2 separate regions of the Homo sapiens genome follow, and region 1 is linked to region 2. The links are chromatin contacts, found by Hi-C or POLR2A ChIA-PET in ENCODE. All regions are on one chromosome and are shown on one strand. Each heading gives the region's core, a stretch centred on a gene start or an enhancer-like site at or near the end of the contact. The rest is flanking DNA. Distances are from core to core; before and after follow the strand shown.

What was found. Hi-C counts contacts between places; a loop is a spot of excess contacts on that map. ChIA-PET counts read pairs that join two places held with the same protein, here RNA polymerase II (POLR2A). Pooled maps may share reads with other maps.
Region 1: a pooled map shows a loop between it and region 2 (3-fold over the local background). The contact joins two enhancer-like sites. A Hi-C loop is called at or near these places in 1 of 168 maps with a recorded cell type or tissue (endothelial cell of umbilical vein) and 1 of 50 pooled maps. POLR2A ChIA-PET finds 5 or more read pairs at or near these places in 2 of 52 experiments (BJ and GM12878).

The regions. Positions count from the first base shown.
Region 1 is chr16:15,589,719-15,595,944 of GRCh38, reverse strand. MARF1 (meiosis regulator and mRNA stability factor 1) reads left to right here. Exons shown (of 27, transcript NM_014647.4): 27 at 1-1,558. Among named protein-coding and RNA genes, the nearest start is that of MIR6506, 18 kb to the left of the region's middle. RefSeq lists enhancers at 4,579-4,873, 4,220-5,419. Within about 2 kb of position 4,909, at least 33 of the 41 ENCODE cell types and tissues checked have a DNase peak (open chromatin) inside an H3K27ac peak, as active enhancers do.
Region 2 is chr16:16,123,019-16,129,273 of GRCh38, reverse strand. It overlaps ABCC1 (ATP binding cassette subfamily C member 1 (ABCC1 blood group)), which reads right to left. Exons shown (of 31, transcript NM_004996.4): 25 at 4,359-4,485; 26 at 3,363-3,464. Among named protein-coding and RNA genes, the nearest start is that of ABCC6, 97 kb to the left of the region's middle. Within about 2 kb of position 1,478, at least 6 of the 41 ENCODE cell types and tissues checked have a DNase peak (open chromatin) inside an H3K27ac peak, as active enhancers do.

The DNA of each region.
Region 1 (6,226 bases), core at 3,660-6,159, 540 kb after region 2:
AAAGGAGATGGTCTCGATGTCATGGATTTAAAGTCAGCATTTGGATTACAACACACATTATTGTGTGTCGAGAGGCAGCATTGGAAAGAGCCTGATTTTCTAAAATATGCATCAAGTGCATAAATTACAAATCAGAGCTGAGTGGGGAGGTGCTTCAGCAGCAGCGGGATCAATACGATTTCCACTGGGAAGAGACAGGAATTCTACCTACACATAGGAAGGCCAAGGTTGATCCACTTAACCTTGTTATTGTAATTTTAAAGCTGGTATCGGTAGCTGGGAAGCTTTATGTGTGTGTATGTCAGCTCAGCATCTTTTAATCGTGTCTGATTTTACTCTCGTTACTTCTCGCTGTTGGAAGCATCTCTGGGTTTCTTGTGGCGTCTGGTGTGGAATGGCCTTCCTCTCTAGGTGCCTGAGGTGTCCGCTGACGGGTGGCCTCTCACCCCCCTCTAGAGAAACCTGACATTTACAATGGATTGTATTTGTCCGGCAAAAAAGGCGGATTCATTCATAGAGCAGAAAGAACCTGTTGGCGTAAGGTCTTCCACTAGTTAGATGGTTTCTTTTGGGGAAATGTTTATATTTGGTAACTTCTAGAAAGCCAGAAAATGGACTCTGATTTCATAGCATTTTGATAAAATGCCACAAAATAAGGGCTATAGAGAGATTTTTACAAGTCAGATTTTTTGTTCCCCAAATCTTTTAAATGAAGCCAGTGACTCCCAGTTCTCAACACATGGCCCCAGTCAAGACAGAACACCATGGAAAAAACCCTGTAAGTATTATGGCACTCTCCGAATCCTCCTGAAGGCATTTCCTCTACAGACATAGTGTTACAGGAAGTGAAATGCAAATGTGCAATTTTTTTTAAAGGAGCTTTTAAACAAAGTAATAATAATTGGTGTTGAGAACATCAGTTGCCTTATTCTAAGATTTCATAAGGCTGAGTTTGCACGCTTGGACTTCAGTTCTGCTAGCATGTAAAGAGTGGTGGACTTTAAAACCGTAAGAGGTATCATTACAAGTCACCTGGAACAGACTCAAAGAACAGGTTCTTTGGGCAACAGACAAAGAAGAATCAAGTTCTGTGCTGTCCCGTGAGTGTGTCTGAGTACCATTCACTGGAGTTGCTGCTTAGGTCTGGGACGTGTGTGTGACTCTTAACAATTGCTGTCTGAAAATGAGAGAGAAGACTTCGGAAGCACATTGTGTTCATAATGTACTCCACAATGGCCAGTCCAATTGCTATCTATTTTTTTATCCAGAGGCTTAATTAAATGATGTGGTAAAATGATGTTTGAGCATTAAGACAATGTAATTCTTTATTTCTGGGTGGAAAGATATACCGGATTAAATTTATCTGTTTAAAAAAATGACAAAAGTTATCACCAAAACCCCCTTTCCCATCTTGCACTGTTTGTTTTGGATTGGGTTTGGGGGAAAGAGATGTTTTTCTTAGTTGTCTACTTTGTTTGAACACTTTTGTTGTGGTTCAAGTGCTGTTTTGTGTGTTGGGACCAAACAGTTGTCAATAAACTTTACAAGCGAGCATCTATTTTGAGTTTCCCAAGTGAGTGGTTTTGTCTGTCTGTCTGTCTGTGGGGAGGAATTACAAACCAATACAGTTCTGCCATCTTTCATTTTGGGTCTCCTCAACTTCTCTCCCCTTCTGGAAATAGAATTGTGAGGTGGAGAGTAAATCCGTCTACATCTTAGAGGCCTTTTAAACTCAGCACACGCCGAAGCAGGTGGCTGGATGGTGGGCCCTTCGTCGTCAGGATCCTCCAAGTTTTCCAGCCTTTGTTCCAGCTTATAATTACATGTGGGAAAATACAGTAACCACAAAAACCTTCCAGTTAGAAAACTCTATTAATTCCTAGGCTCTCTCTTCTTGTGAAAGAAATCCAGCGTGCCCGCTGTCTCGTTTTTGGTCACTGCTAAGCATGCTTTTTGAATAAGCCAATTTGGAAAAGAGTTATTCCACAGATACAGTTGTGAAGCCCTCCCATCCCCTGAGACCGCCATTACCCCGTCACCCCTGCCACCAGCACCCTCTGGCAAGAATTTAAAAGGACCCAGAAGAGACTTGAGTAAATTGCTTCTTGATGACATTTTTTTCAAGTTCAGCAATGTTAAAAGCTGCTAAAGACCTTTCCAAACATTTCACGATGGCAAATTTGTGCAGAAAAAGTTGAGTAGCCATCGTGCCCCTTTTGAGCGGCGTCAGGAGGTCTTGTTAGGTGTGGACTGGGGCTGGAACGGTGGCTTTGCATTTATCTTTGTTTGTTTCCCACCTAGGAAGGTGATTCAGAGGTGGGGGCCTAGAAGACAGCTGTCTGGGGGAGAGCAGACCTGTCCGTAGCAGAGGGGGCTGCGCTGATTGAAGAAGATCTGTTCCCTCTCTGTTCCCTTTGCCAGAAGGAGCGTTGCGCTTTGGGATTCACCTTCACTTTCTAGCTGCTTCCATGGGCAGAGGGTGAGTCATGGCGCAGAAGCCCTCAGCGGCCTCCACCCACCTGCTGTCCCCATTGCTGGGGGGGGGGGCGGTGGGCGGCAAAACTTCCTCAATTCTCCTAGTGTCCCTGGCTGGGCCTTAAACTGACAAAGACATTAATAGGAAAAAAGCAAACAAATTTTACTTCATACCAGTTTTGCGAGAGTCTTCATAAGGAAATGAAGACCCCAGAGAAATGGCTAAGCCTGAGTGGTTTTTTGTTTTGTTTTTTGGTTTTTTGAGACAGTCTCACTCTGTCACCCAGGCTGGAGTGCAGTGGCATAATCTCAGCTCACTGCAACCTCCACCTCCCAGGTTCAAGCGATTGTCCTGTCTCAGCCTCCCGAGTAGCTGGGATTACATATGTGCACCATCACACTGGCAAATTTTTGTATTTTTAGTAGAGATGAGGTTTCACCATGTTGGCCAGGCTAGTTTTGAACTCCTGAGCTCAAGTGATCCTCTGGGCTCAGCCTCCCAAAGTGCTGGAATTACAGGCATGAGCCACCACGCCTGGCTGAGAACGCTTTTTTTTGGGGGGGGGGGGGGCGGGGGGAAAAGGGCTAGAGAGCTTAGAAGGTGCCAAGCCAGAGCACCAAGAGCCAGAACTTTCCTTAGCAAGATGAAGAGAAGAATACACACGTTCCGGGAAGGAACGCCTTGGAAGTGGGGGAGCTGAGGTGCAGAGGAAGAAGGCATTGCAGGGTGGAAGGGGCCGTTCTTAGAGGGAAATCCTGCTCAGTGGCTGGGCTGCTCAGCTCCTCACTCCGCACGAGGTGGTGAACCAACCAGGAGCATCCGCAGGGGAGCAGTACCAGGGCCAGCAGGGAACATATTGGGCCTGCTTGGCACCGTCTCTTCCATCCGCCTCAGGCAGCTCATGTGATGGCCTCCAAAGGCTTCCCAGGTGCAGGGCCTGGGCATGAGGGAACCCCCGCTCCTACCACCCACCTGCCCCCACTGCAGTTTCTGGTATCAGCAAGTGCAGACAAATCCACACTGGGGCTGCAGGGTCGCCGCCCTTGGTATTTCAGCAGCCAGAGTCTGATGCATCAAGGGCAGGTGTGGCAAGAATCAGGAAATACATTTTTTTTTTTTTTGAGACAGAGTCTCACTCTATCGCCCAGACTGGGGTGCAGTGGCACGATCTCGGCTCACTGCAACCTCCTACCGGGTTCAAGCGATTCTCATGCCTCAGCCTCCGAACAGCTGGGATTACAGATGCTGCCACCACACCTGGCTAATTTTTTTTGAGACGGGGTTTTGCCATGTTGCTCTGGCTCGTCTCAAACTCCTGGCCTCAAGTGGTTCACTTGCCTCGGCCTCCCAAAGTGCGGGGATTACAGGCGTAATATAATATAGATATTATATATAGATATAGATATAGATGTCTCTATAATATCTATATATAAATAGATATATCTATTATATATAATAGAGATATATATCTATATATAATATATAGATATCTATATATTATATATAGATATATATCTATATATTATGTATAGATATAATATAGTCACACAGTCAACCATGCCCGGAACCCCCAAGCCCCCACTTTTTTTTTCCGAGATGGAGTCTCACTCTGTTGCCCAGGCTGGAGTGCAATGGTGCGATCTCGGCTCTTTGCAACCTCCGCCTCCTGGTTTCAACCGATTCTCCTGCCTTAGCCTTCCGGGTAGCTGGGATTACAAGCATGTGCCACCACACTTGCTAATTTTTGTATTTTTAGTAGACATGGGGTTTCACCCTGTTTTTTAAATTCTCTAAAAGGAAGAGGACACTTTTTTTGTTGTTGTTGTTGTTGTGTTGTGTTGTGTGTGTGTGTGTGTGTGTGTGTGTGTGTGTGTTTTGAGACAAAGTCTTGCTGTGTCTCCAGACTGGAGTGCAGTGGCGCAATCTCGGCTCACTGCAACCTCTGCCTCCCAGGTTCAAGCGATTCTCCTGCCTCAGCCTCCCAAGTAGCTGGGACCACAGGCGCCCACCACCATGCCCAGGTAATTTTTTTGTATTTTTAGTACAGATGGGTTTTCACCATGTTAGCCAGGATGGTCTCAATCTCCTGATCTCGTGATTTGCCCGCCTCGGCCTCCCAAAGTGCTGGGATTACAGGCGTGAGCCACCGTGTCCAGCCCTGTTTGCTTTTAAATGGGAGAGACCTGTTTAAATCCCTCCGATGGGAAGAGAAAGAACAATTGGGGCTACAGTGGTGGGGAGGGAGGGAGATGAATGATGACTCTGTCACTAACAACCCCTGGGACCGTGGGCAGTGGATTTACTGCCACTTCCTCATCTGTAAAGTGAGAAGTGATAACAGGATCTGACTCACTGTTTCAAGTGTTTATTCTGCCTCCGCTTGCAACCTCTTGCAACCTCCGCTTGAAAAGGGTAATGGATTTACTGCTACTTCCTCATCTGTAAAGTGAGAAGTAATAACAGGATCTGACTCATCAGGCTGATGTGAGGAGGGAACCAGCCAGTGTGAGCACATTGCTCAAGGCATAGAGATAAGCTACAATAAATGTTATTCCCATTATCAACCTCCTCCATGGCTTCTAAAAGGAGCAAGTCTAGGTGTGCAGGACCCCACAGTCTGCAAGGTTTCCCAGCTTGGAAGGTGGCCCTGGTAATCTGGAAGCGTCTGTGACAGCTTAAATAAATTGGATTTTTTAATGTTTTCTTTTTTTAAAAAAATCAGTAGGAATTACAGGAACATACAGTAGGTGTACCCAGAGCTTAGCGGAAGTACCAGAGGCAGGATTTTGATGAGGGTTTGATCTCCTCTGGTTCGTTGGATCTGTGAGTGACTGCTGTATAACTGGCCTGAGGTCAGACCTCGCTGACCCCCCCACTCCCCTCTCCCCTTTTTTTTTGAGATGGAGTCTCGCTCTGTCGCCCAGGCTGGAGTGCAGTGGCACAATCTCTGCTCACCGCAAGCTCTGCTCACTGCAAGCTCCGCCTCCCGGGTTCACGCCATTTTCCTGCCTCAGCCTCCTGAGTAGCTGGGACTACAGGCGTCCACCACCACGCCCGGCTAATTTTTTGTATTTGTAGTAGAGATGGGGTTTCACCGTGTTAGCCAGGATGGTCTCGATCTCCTGAACTCGTGATCCGCCCGCCTCGGCCTCCCAAAGTGCTGGGATTACAGGCTTGAGCCACCACGCCCGGACCCCCCAAGCCCCCCCTTTTTTTTTTCCGAGATGGAGTCTCACTCTGTTGCCCAGGCTGGAGTGCAATGGTGCGATCTCGGCTCTTTGCAACCTCCGCCTCCTGGTTTCAACCGATTCTCCTGCCTTAGCCTCCCGAGTAGCTGGGATTACAAGCATGTGCCACCACACTTGCTAATTTTTGTATTTTTAGTAGACATGGGGTTTCACCATGTTAGCCAAGTTGGTCATGAGCTCCTGACCTCAAGTGAGCCTCCCACCTCGGCCTCCCAAAGTGCTGGGATTACAGGCATGATCCACAGTGCCCAGCCTTGACCCACATTTTTTATGGGGAAAAGAGGGCGGTGGGCCCTTTGCAGCCTGAGTTTTCACTGCACGTTGGAGCGGGAGGGGTCTGTGGTGGGTGGAATTGGGTCCTCCCCAAATGCATGTCTACGTGGAGCCTCAGAATGTGACCTTGGTTGGAAAGAGGGTTTTTGCAGAAGTAATTAAGGAAAGGGTCCAAATGAGATCATACTGCATTCGGGTGGCCCTCACTCCAATGACTGGTGTCTTTTTA
Region 2 (6,255 bases), core at 229-2,728:
AGCAGCCCTTAGAGGCAGTGACTGTTACTATACACAGATGCAAAGGTGCCTCATGGTTAAAGAAAAGGTTTCACAGGATAACAGGTAGATTCCACTTACGTTAAAAGAAAAAGAAACAAGCAAACAAAAGTGTTGGGGTATGTGGGAATCCACACGGGAAAGTTTTGGGGGAAATTCACCCGAATGCTAATGGGGCCTCTCTCTGGAGAGGAGAGGAACGGGGCGAACAGGAACAAACTGTCTTTCTCCACCATAAACTTCTTTGTTTTTTTGTTTTTCGAGACAGAGTCTCACTCTGTCACCCAGGCTGGAGTGCAGTGATGTTTCTTCAGCTCACTGCAACCTCCACCTCCCGGGTTCCAGCGATCCTCCCACCTCAGCCTCCCAAGTAGCTGGAATTATAGGCACCTGCCACCATGCCAACTAATTTTTGTATTTTTAGTAGAGACGGGATTCACCGTTGGCCAGGCTGGTCTCGAACTCCTGGCTTCAAGTGATCCACCCACCTTGGCCTCTCAAAGTGCTGGGATTGCAGGCGTGGGCCACTGTGTCCAGCCCTGTATTGATTTTTTCTTTTTTAAAACAACAAGTGTATCTCTATTTTATAATTTATGTACATAATTGAAGGGGAGATGCTATAACAACACAGTGAGCGGAATGGAGAGAAGTATGTGGAACTTTCTATCTATATATAAAAATACATGCAAATACAGAATAGTGGTAGGACTAATGAGGACAATTACTTTCTCTTGGGTTTGTCAAACACGATCCTTCTAAAAATATAAAAGTCAGTCAAAAGTAAAATGCTTTTAAAAACTGAACTCAGGCCGGGTGTGGTGGCTCACACCTGTGATCCCAGCACTTTGGGAGGCTGAGGCGGGTGGATCACGAGGTCAGGAGTTCGAGACCAGCCGGGCCAACATGGTGAAATCCCTTCTCTACTAAAAATACAAAAATCGCCTGTAATCCCAGCTACTCAGGAGGCTGGGAATCGCTTGAACCCAGGAGAAGGAGGTTGCAGTGAGCTGAGATCATGCCACTGCACTCCAGGCTGGAGCGAGACTTAAGTCTCAAACAAACAAAAAAAAAACTGAATTCAATCTAACTGAACGCTTTAACTGGGTGAATTCCATGGCATGTGAAATTCACATGTCAATGAGGCTATTATAAAAACTAATGAAATAAGTTAGCTGGGCGGGGTGGTGGGTACTTGTAATCCCAGCTAATTGGGAGGCTGAGGCAGGAGAATCACTTGAACCCAGGAGGTGGAGGTTGCAGTGAGCTGAGATCGTGCCACTGCATTCCAGCCTGGGCAAAAAAAAAGCCAAATTCCATCTAAAAAAAAAAAAAAAAAAAACCTAATGAAATACCTTGTAAGTGAATTAAATTCAGTGTCAAGTTGGAAGCCGCCGGTGTAATACACCCTTGGTTCCTCACGGGGGCACTCACGCCATTCTTACAATGCTCACCCGTGACATGGGACCTGGTTCACCCAGTCAGAATGTTAAAGGAGTGGGCCGAGGTCACCTCTGTGAATTCCTCAGGAGGACAGACCTTACAGAGGCCTTGGTCTCACTCCCAAGGGGCATCTCTCCTCAGGAGGCCGGGTAGCATGACTCCCATGGCACTGGATAGGGTCTCTGAGGAGGCACAGGCTCAACGCCTAGGTCTGCCATTTACCAGCCATGTGATCTTGGGCAAGTAACTTCAGCTTTTTGTCTCAGTTTCCTCACCTGTAAAATGGGGGTAATAGTAGCATCTAAATTATAGGGCTGGGCTGGGCATGGTGGCTCCCGCTTGTAATCCCAGCACTTTGGGAGGCCAAGGCAGGCAGATCACTAGAGCTCAGGAGATCAAGATGAGTCTGGGCAAAATCCCGTCTCTACTAAAAATACAAAAATCAGTCCGGTGTGATGGCATATGCCCGTGGTCCCAGACACTCAGGAGGCAGAGGTAGGAGAATCACTTGAGCCTGGGAGGCAGCGAATGAGATCGCACTACACTCCAACCCGGGCAAGAGTGAGACCGTGTCTCAAAAATCAGTCATAGAGCGGGGTAAAGACTGAGTGCATTACTCTATATTAAACGTTTAAGTCTGGGCCTGACATTCTACAAGGCACTATGTGTGTCCCTGTTATCATTAATGTAGGGTGGGGGTGTCGCCAGGCATTATTGTGATTATCTATTATCACTGCTGTTCCTACTTGTGCTGCTGTTCAGGGCCTAAGAAGGCAGTTATTAAGGGCAACGCAACATCAAAGACTGGAGGCACGGGTCCTAGTCCCAGCTGTTCTACCAAGCCACGTGGGACCTTGGATCAGCTGTTGTCCCTCCCCAGGTTCCCTTTTTCTCCATCTATAAAAAGGGGACTGGGGTTCAATAACGGCAGGGTTTCCCAAACTTTGGTCAGTTCCCAGCTACATCATTCGTGTAGTATGCATGTACTCATTCTCTTGTTGTTTTAATATGCTTAATCAAGTCACTTAGACTTAATTTCTCAACTTACTTAAGAGGAAAATTTATTACAATCACAAAAGGAAAAGTAGTATTATTTTCCGTAACAGGAGTCCCCTATACAAATACATAACAGGCCAGGCGCAGTGGCTCACGCCTGTAATCCCAGCACTTTGGGAGGCTGAGGCAGGCGGATCACCTGAGGTCAAGAGTTTGAGACCAGACTGGCCAACTTAGTGAAACCCCCATCTCTACTAAAAATACAAAAATTAGCCAGGCATGATGACAGGCACCTGTAATCCCAACTATTTGGGAGGCTGAGGCAGGAGAATTACTTGAACCTGGGAGGAGGAGGTTGCAGTGAGCCGAGATTGTGCCACTGCACTCCAGCCTGGGTGACAGTGAGACTCCATCACACACACAAAAAAACCAAATTCATAACAAATAACAGAAGGTTATTTCTGATAGACAGAATCCGTCCTGTTGAAGACTCCAAGTGTGAGGGCTGCTGTTTATCTGTCTGTTGAAGGGAGATCATCTCAATTGCTAAGGTGTTAAAGACCTGCTAGCCCCAGACTAAGACTTTCTCTGTGATACCATCAGAAGTTATGAAAGAGAAATAGAGGGGGAAACTTCTTCACAATGTGAATACCTTCTGAATGCCCTGACAGCATCCCACAGTCTCGTATATGGATACCCCAGATCTTGGGTAAAGCCGGTAAACTATTTTCACCCTAAAACCGGGCTCTAAATAAGTGCTGCAAAAAGACTGGACAAGCGTTAAGATGCACTTCTACCTGGTGAGGTATCCAGCTCAGAGGCAGAGGTGCACAGGATAGGGTCCAGAGATCTCCTTGGGGTAAAGCTACACCAAAGACCAAGAGGTCCAGCCAGGGGCCCTTGCCTACCTCCTTCTCAGTCTCTGAATACTCCTTGAGCCTCTCCACGGCCACGATGTTGGTTTCCATTTCAGATGACATCCGAACCAGCCAGTTCAAGTACGTGGTGACCTGTGAGTGGAAGAGTCACGTGGCATTTCTAGAGTAAGCGGGCGTACTTGACTTTCCTTTTTCTTTTTTTCCACTGAGATAATAGGAAACAAATTATTTTCAACAAGTATGAATTATGGGAGGCTGAGGCGGTCAGATCACCTGAGGTCAGGGGTTTGAGACCAGCCTGGCCGATGTGGCGAAACCCCATCAGTCACTACTAAAAATATAAAAATTAGCCAGGCATGGTGACGCACACCTGTAAACCCAGCTATTTGGGAGGCTGAGGCAGAAGAATCACTTGAACCCAGGAGGCAGAGGTTGCAGTGAGCCGAGATCCCACCACTGCATTCCAGCCTGGGTGACAGAGTGAGATTCCGTCTCCAAAAAAAATAAATAAATAAAAATAAAAGGTTATGAGTTATGAAACATTCAGGTAAGAAAGGTACCGAAATTAGCAACCCCAGGTATAGCCATCACCCAGGCCTGCCACATTGCCATCTCCTAAGCACACACATTTCCAAAATAACTCATGGGCCACATAATAAGAAACTGGAAAATATTTTTAGCCAGGTGACAATATGAAAACACAATGTATCATCATTTGTGAGATGCAGCTAAAGCAGTTCTTAGAGGGAAATTCATAGCTTTAAAAGCATTCCCCTCGTACCTGGAAGTATCCTCTTGGGCCACTAAGGAATCTGTGTGACTGATGGGGAAAATCCTGGCCACATGTCAAATCCGTCTCCTGCTCTAGTTGGTCACCAGGCACTGTGGCACTGTACCTGCTCCTCAAACTCCGTACCTCTCAAGTTCCTCTCCCCCATTCCTGTTGGAGCTGGAATCCAAAGCCAAGGACAACTGGCTCCCCCATTAACAGACTTTAATAATCCAGCCAAGAGCATCCCCTCTTACCTGCAATGAGTAAGACACTGAGAGGCCCACCAAGCCAGCACTGAGGCTGTGCCTGGAGATCACCGCAAACAGGGCAGCAAACAGAACGATGCAGTTGCCCACACACTCCAGCCGCACGGCCAGCCACCTGCGCCAAGACACACAGGCAGACAAACAGGCATGGAGTCAGCTCTACAGAGACTTGGCTTACAGCTCTTGGGGGAGGAAGGGGATTCTTTGCTAACTCAAGTAACTCCGCAGTAATTCCAGAGAGAGTCCTTCCTGGCACTGCTTTTTCAAAACATGCACAATGGGCGCAGGGTAGGGAGGGCCGAAGGCACGAGGCCAGTAAATCCTCATTAATCTGGCAAACCCATGGATTAAAACAGAGCTCTCCAGAGGCAATCTTCCCTGGAATCTGAAGCTTGCCTTTTTAAGAACCAACTTTTTTCTCATTGAAGCCTTTAAAATACATACACATAGGCCGGGCGTAGTGGGTCACTCCTATAATCACACACACACACATACACACACACACACACACACACACACACACACAGCCGGGCGTAGTGGGTCACTCCTATAATCACACACACACACACACACACACACACACACACAGTGCATTAACAACAACAAAAAGATGTCCTGGAAATTCCTAAATACTAAGAAGACATCAACTGTAAGAGACACTAGGGATTTAAAATAACCATCGTTTCTCGGCCTTTTGGCTAAAAACAAGTAGAAAATAACAGTCTCTTGTTACGAGACAGATCTGGGAGGGGAGTGCGTAACTAGTACGAGTAAACATCATTGTAACGTTCCCAAGCCCAGACTCTTCATTTCAAAGTGTTAAAATATACTATTTTACCCTTTAAAATAGAAACAGAAATCATGTTTTCTGTCATTTTGTTTTTTTGAGATGGGGTCTTACTCTGCCATCCAGGCTGGAGTGTGGATGACATGATCACAGCTCACTGCCGCCTCAACCTTCCAAGTTCCAGTGATCCTCCTGCCTCAGCCTGAGTAGCTGCGACTACAGGCCCATGCCACCACACCTGGCAAATTTTTGGTTTTTTGTTTTGTTTTTAGAGACAGGGTCTCCCTAGAGTGCCCAGGCTGGTCTCGAACTGCTGGGCTCAAGTGACCCGCCTGCCTTGGCCACCCAAAGTGCTGAGATTACAGGTGTCAACCAATGTGCCTGGTCATCTTATTTGTTTAAAGCTAGGTTTAGTATGGTATCATGTACCATCAGAACTATTTTATTTTACTTTTTATTTTATTCTTCTCTTCTCTTCTATTATTTCTTCAGATAGAGTTTCGCTCTCGTTGCCCAGGCTGGAGTGCAATGGTGCGGTCTTGGCTCACTGCAACCTCTGCCTCTTGGGTTCAAGTGATTCTCCTGCCTCAGCCTCCCAAGTACAGGCACCCACCATCATGCCCGGCTAATTTTTTTGTATTTTTAATATAGATGGGATTTTGCCATGTTGACCAGGCTGGTCTTGAACTCCTGACCTCAGGTGATCCACCCACTTTGGCATCCCAAAGTGCTGGGATTACAGATGTGAGCCACCGCGCCTGGCCATCTTATTTGTTTAAAGCTAGGCTTCGTATGATATCATATAGCACTAGAACTATTATTTTAATGTTCTAAAATATAAAGCATTCTAGGAAGATGGGGTGTTGATCTTTTCTCCATTGCAGCCCTTATGAACCAAGTGACTGATCCTCACTACTCCGACAGACACAGCCAGATTGTGACAAACTCCCTAAAAATTCTGAAGGGAAGTCAAGGTCTGTAATCATTCAGGGTTAGCCCACCCAGACTTACGCTATGGGATTAGAGTGTGTAAGACGGGCTAATGGTTATGGGACACCTCTGGGGTGCTGTCACTTTTTCAGAAAAGTCTATAAGGAT